2 separate regions of the Homo sapiens genome follow, and region 1 is linked to region 2. The links are chromatin contacts, found by Hi-C in ENCODE. All regions are on one chromosome and are shown on one strand. Each heading gives the region's core, a stretch centred on a gene start or an enhancer-like site at or near the end of the contact. The rest is flanking DNA. Distances are from core to core; before and after follow the strand shown. Region 1 holds the start of LINC01448 (long intergenic non-protein coding RNA 1448). Region 2 overlaps GLI3 (GLI family zinc finger 3).

Evidence for each region. Hi-C counts contacts between places; a loop is a spot of excess contacts on that map.
Region 1: a map of DLD1 shows a loop between it and region 2 (7-fold over the local background). The contact joins the promoter of LINC01448 here to the enhancer-like site in region 2. A Hi-C loop is called at or near these places in 3 of 168 maps with a recorded cell type or tissue (Caco-2, DLD1 and heart right ventricle) and 1 of 37 single-sample maps with no recorded cell type.

What each region holds. Positions count from the first base shown.
Region 1 is chr7:42,704,949-42,708,121 of GRCh38, reverse strand. It overlaps LINC01448 (long intergenic non-protein coding RNA 1448), which reads left to right and starts at 1,675. Exons shown (of 3, transcript NR_110833.1): 1 at 1,675-1,891.
Region 2 is chr7:41,995,515-41,998,620 of GRCh38, reverse strand. All of the region lies in intron 10 of GLI3 (GLI family zinc finger 3), which reads left to right. Among named protein-coding and RNA genes, the nearest start is that of GLI3, 240 kb to the left of the region's middle. Within about 2 kb of position 1,745, at least 4 of the 41 ENCODE cell types and tissues checked have a DNase peak (open chromatin) inside an H3K27ac peak, as active enhancers do.

The sequences.
Region 1 (3,173 bases), core at 426-2,925, 710 kb before region 2:
TCCGAAGCCACAAGCAATTCAATAAAAAAGATATGCAAAATATATCAGCGAGTGCTTTATAGAAAAGAAAACATAGATGGCCAATAAAATGATGAAATATTCCACCTCATTAGTAACCATGGAAATTAGAATCAAGGCCAGAATGAAATGTCATTTTTCACCTATTTTATTGGGAAAAATTAAGGAATCTGACTAACCATGTATTAGAGTGTATGGACCAACTGGTGGGAGTGAAAATTGGGACGACCGCTTTGGAAAATGTCTTGGCAGTCTATTAGGAAGGTAGTTATTCATATATCCTATGGCCCAGAAACTCCACTATAAGAAGTACACCCAGGACAATCTCTTGCACAGCACACCAAAAGATACCTATGAGCATGTTCACCAGTAGTTTATCTAATGGTAAAAATGGCAAACAACCCCAAATCATGCAAAATTGAGGCAAGTCTTCACAACAGAACAAGCCAGCATTGAGTGGACCAGAGACATATAACACGCAGTTGAATTTTAGTAATGTAATATTGAGTCCCTGGAACGCGTGTTAGACGACTTCGTGTAACATGATACGCTTTTAATGAAGGTCAAAACAAGTAAAATAATGTATCGGTTGAAAACAACATATTGACTATATATATATATATTATATATATATCATATATATGATATTTTTTATATGTGGTATATATATAATAAAATGTTTTTTAAAAACCAAGAAAGTGACAAACACAAAAATCAGGATAGTGTTTGTCCCGAAGGGGTAGGCAGGAACACAAGATAGGGTGAAGCCTAGTTATTGTTAATGTGTTAAGTTTTTGGATTGCATTGTGGATTCAGGAGTACTCATATTATTCAAAATAAAAAAATGACTACATGAATAAAGTAATCTATAACTAATTGAAAGCCATGAAAGAGCCGAGGATCATATTGTGTCAAGAACCAAGAACTCTGATTAATCTGATTTTGTGCATCTGGAGTTCAATAAAAATAAATTTAAAAAACAGTTAACAGAGACCAATGTTATTTTGATAAAGCAGGCTGGTGGGTGCTGAAGTTTCTTTATAGTTGTCTGTAAGAAAATACCTTACGATTTAAAAAAATAAAAATTCAAGCACATCATACAATCTTTTCCAAAGGTTCCTTTATGTTCTTATTTTTTGTGTGTGTGATATAAACAAAGCCATCTTACGGAAATAAAGAGACAGTCAGATGGGGGGGCCCAGAAAATCTCCAACAGACTTGCGCCCTCGGAGCAATGAGCACTGGGGTGGAGCTACGGCAGTTCCCGCAGTTTGCAATGAGGAGGAGTCTGGCCCCTCCTCTTCCTGTCTGTAGCGTGGGATTCAAGCGGTGAGGCAGGAAGCGCTCTAGCAGAGAACTCTGGCCTCGCGGAGAGTCTCTGTGTCCCCCTTTTCTTCCTTTTCACTCAAACCCTTCTTTACTCTTCAAACCATCTGTAAGCCTAAATTTTTTTTTTTTTTTTTTTTTTTTTTTTTTTTTTGAGACGGAGTCTCGCTCTGTCGCCCAGGCCGGACTGCGGACCGCAGTGGCGCAATCTCGGCTCACTGCAAGCTCTGCTTCCCGGGTTCACGCCATTCTCCTGCCTCAGCCTCCCGAGTAGCTGGGACTACAGGCGCCCGCCACCGCGCCCGGCTAATTTTTTGTATTTTTAGTAGAGACGGGGTTTCACCTTGTTAGCCAGGATGGTCTCGATCTCCTGACCTCGTGATCCACCCGCCTCGGCCTCCCAAAGTGCTGGGATTACAGGCGTGAGCCACCGCGCCCAGCCTGTAAGCCTAAATTTTTGTGGCTGTGGGATGGACAAGGACCCAGTCTTTAGCTGAACTAAGGAAAAGTCCTGCAACAATAAATTTCAGAAGTTTGATCTTAACAGGTACAGAAGTTTAATGCTTTCATAAGATAATAAAATTCATCAGCATTAATGGTATTCATTGCAATCACATGGCTACCTGGAGATTAAGCAAGGATACATAGTAACTAGATCAATTCAGTTCCATTCAATTACAGAAGAATTGAGAGTTCTTTATGTGCGAGGCACTGTGCTAACTTCTTGGGGTACAAAGGCAAATGTGTCCTGTACAGATAGTTCATGGTTTCCTGGCGTTTACTATCACACAGTAGCCTCACGAGCTTTTTGTTTCTCTTTGTTATTTCTTCCCTATCTGTAGATAACATGTATGTTGACAGTGTTCTTGGTATCATGTGCAGGTGGCCATAGGACATAACACATTTGTGTCCCCACACACATACATCCACTTTCTTATTCGATAACATTATTCAAACATTTGCTGAAGTGCTAAGTATCAGACATGGTTGCATACATAGTTAGTTGATTTTGTGCAAAAGGCAAAAGTACTGATGTGAATATATTGCACATTATTTGTTTAATTCCACTGGCGATGCAGATTGAAAATTCTTTCATATTCCTTCTGGGGAGTTCTGCTTACTTTGATGACCTCAGAGCATATGCTGAACTATGGACCTATATTTCTGAATTTTTTTCTCTAACTATACTCAATATGGCTGTGAATGAGCTTTATGTCAATTCACATTGTTAGGCTGCAAAGAACAGAAACCCATTTATGCTACCTTTAGTAATGAGATTATCTTAGGGATACAGAGGAGGAAATGGAATCTCAGAGGAAGAAGTATTTGGAACCAGGCCATGCAGAGAAGAGAGCTGGATGGTGATGGTGTAAGCCAGGTGTCTGGAGGGCCGGGTAATCCTTTTGCTGTCTTATTGCTTTCTGTGGTTGTTGCTGTAATGGCGTCAGAAGTAACCTCTGTCATTATTGAGGAACTCCTGGCAATTATCCTTCCACATGCACTTGTTGCTAAGATTAAATGAGTCAAGAGAGATAAAGCCCTTGAAACAGAGCATGGCATTTTGTAAGTACTGTATATTATTGTTTATTATTATTATTGCTGCCTTAAAGTTTACTCATTACTTGAACTTATTTGGTGCTCCCAACTATTTTCCTTCTCCTTATTTTATCCTCTGCTCAGACTATAAGTGGAGTCTCATTTTCAAACCCCTCAAAGAGGCTATTTCATTATAGTTTTTTTTTTTTTTTTGTCAGGCCAATTCATAATTTACTGGTTACCTTGACTATGGCCATTTGAGATAGCCCATGCAGTTAGGATGGCTGTGAAGC
Region 2 (3,106 bases), core at 496-2,995:
TCTAATTTATTATTTTACTTTCTTACTAGGAGTAATGGATTTTGTACTTCATAGTCTGATGAGAGGTGTTAAAAGTTAGAGGTGAAATTTATTTTTGAGGCATTTAAGAAGGGAAAAATTATATAAGTGAGGGCCATGGAATAGGTCCCATTAATGAATGCATAATTAGCAATTTGTTTGACATATCCCGTGTCCTGCCATGGTGGGAAGCAGCTGTTTGCAGCATATTTTGGGCTTCTTTTGAATGGTTTTTACAGGCTTTCTGGACACTTCAGATAAGAAGCAGTAAAAGAGCTATTTTTTTAATATGTATAAAGAAAATACAGTGTTCTCTGTCACATGCTTGGAATTTGAGCCTGTGGTGTGAATACCTTAGAAGAGGTGCCATATATTGATTACTTCAGCCATCTCAGTTTACTTGTAAAATAAATGAAGTCAGCCCCTGGCTCCTCTAAGTCCCTAGTGACCATTTCCATCCTTTACCGCCTCTTTCCAAGCATTACCTTAGAATGACCTGGTGGAGCCAGCTTAATGACAACATGTGAACCAAAAAGAATTCCTAATTCTTGCCCTTTGCAAAAAATAAATTAAAATTTAAATTAAAAAATTTTAAGTGTGCAGCCGGCATATAGGAGATGTCTTCTGCCCTAGAGCAGAAGCTTCCCTCCTCTGACGTAGAGCAAGAAAACATCAATATTAGAGCTAAATTGAGAAAATCTTTTCAGTGCATCTGGATTGGTGAACGGCTTAACTGCAGCTACAATGAAATATGAGGAAACAGATTATTGGTTCAAGTTATATATTTATGTTGCACCAAGCACCAGTTCCTGAGCACCTGCGTGTGGAAGTCAGGGTGAAGGCCTGTGGGGTACCAGGATGAATGTGATACAGTTCCTCTACTCAGGAAGCAGTCCAGAAGGGGTCAAAGCCATGCTCACGCAAAATAAACCCAGCTAGAAAGCAAAGCAGAAGGTATCATTTGAGGGATTTTGATGTTCAGGAGAATTAGGACACACACAACGTCCAGCCAGAACACCAGCTCTTTCTCTCTTTATTTTTAAATTTCTATTACTTGGACACTTTTTTCTTTTGCTCATCTAATCATATGACCGCAAAGAGCAATAGTGGATCTGATACTCAGTATTCTGGAATGATCATTGGCATCTGCCAGAATTGTCAGTAGCGTTCACTTTAGTAAAATGTGAACACTGCAAAACTCCTAGGTCCCAGCCATGCCTAGTGTAAAAATGTCAGCCTGCAAAGTTGGTAAAGTCCAGCCACCACATAGTGACTTTTAAGGGTGTTGTAAAATTCTTTCCATAAATAATGTTAAAGAAGAAAAAAAAAAGCTGGACTTCTCAAAATGTCAGGTTTCTTTATCAGCCTTCCAACCAATCACTCAGGGATGCCTTTCCTTCCTGGGAGATGGTACCATAGGCTTACATTATATCATGTATGGAAACATCTGGGGGAAAAACTCAACTCCCATTAAAAAATATATTTTATATAGCCCTGAAAGGAAAACAGTGAACGCCCACACCACTCACAGCTGAGATTACGGGAGTGTCTCTCCCAGCAGCTTTCCCATATGAAGAAATAAAAATCCCAATTCTTCTGCCCATTGTTTTATGGCCACATGGGCTTGCACAGGAAATCAAGGAGGAATTGTAAAACACTGCATTCACAGAGCTTAGTTTCACTTTACCACACTTGCCACATACAGATGCATCAAATCAAATCAGAACAAGATGTGATCTTACTGAGAAAGAATCCTTATAATATCACGTTACCTCCCCCTGAAAATTCCCCCAAGCATGCATAAAATCCAGAAGACCTTAAGTAGAATATTGAAGAGAGCCTTTAAGGCTGAAAAGCAAGCTGCATTTACCTTCCTTGTATCATATTATATATACATATTACAATTATGTCAGCGATTAAAAGCATTGTCATGCTGCATTATGAACTGTTTTTACGTTTAGGATTAGATAATTCTTTCCCCATACCCCCTCAGATTCCTTTTATGTCCTAAGGGCAAATCCTTTCTCTTGGGTCAGGAATGTAATAAGGTAGGTTTTCCTCTCTCTGGGATATTGTGTCTGTCTCACTGTGTTTAAATTGATTCAGAAAGCTCTTCAGAGCAAAATACAGTATTTTCTTTGTATATGAGCCAGCGGTTGACTAACCCTTGGGGAATTCTCTGTGTTGAGCATTTGAAAGGTACAGGTTGGGTATGTTTGAACTGCTGATGCTCAGTGAAGACCACTGGGAAAGTGGATTGGCCGTGGCTCTGAGAGAGGCCTTTTCTCTAATGTGGACTCGAGGAAAAAAAAAATAATTGTTCCAACAAATAATTTTTAATGGTACAATAATTTAGGAAAATTAGCCAGTTCATTTTAATAAGAATGGATCAAGACCAAAATAAAGAGGGAATTATAGTTTATACAAATGTATGAACATACAGTTTAAAGGCATTTAGCCACCAAAAATAAATTTTCTAAAAACAGCAGTTTTCTCTCCATCCACTGTATGAAGTGTTAACACATCCCTCCTGAGAGTTGAACCACAGGCCCTGGGATCAAAACAGAGCAAATTTACCATTTACACTGAAGGGGACTTTCACTTAGATTTGGTATCTCCTTCCAGACCACCAGTTAGCAGAGGTCAGACCCATTGCCAACCAAGGATAACTAATTTAACCCTTGTAATGTTGGTTACTGGTTTTGACAGTGCCCCAGAGTCTAGGATCTTGGAATATGTATCAAGTATAGTCAGAGTATCAGGAGTACACTGTGTGTGTTTGTGTCTGCATGTCTGCATGGATGCTTTCGGTTTTCTCCCTCCCTCCCTTCTTGCCTTTCTTCTTTCTTTTCTTCATCTCATTTATTTTAATGGGTACACAGCACCCCTTCTCTTCTGTGCATTTTCTGTAGCATTTAATTAAAAGGCATTTGGGAAATGTTCTCTTCTGTCGAGGCCTTTGACTCTCTCACAAATGAGCAAACTTTTAGACCTTGAAATTGCCACTTTTTTCCTCAGCTACATCTACATAGTGGGTAGAAAGTTTAGCCCTGAATTTTGTTCTTATCTATGCCACAAACTCATGGTG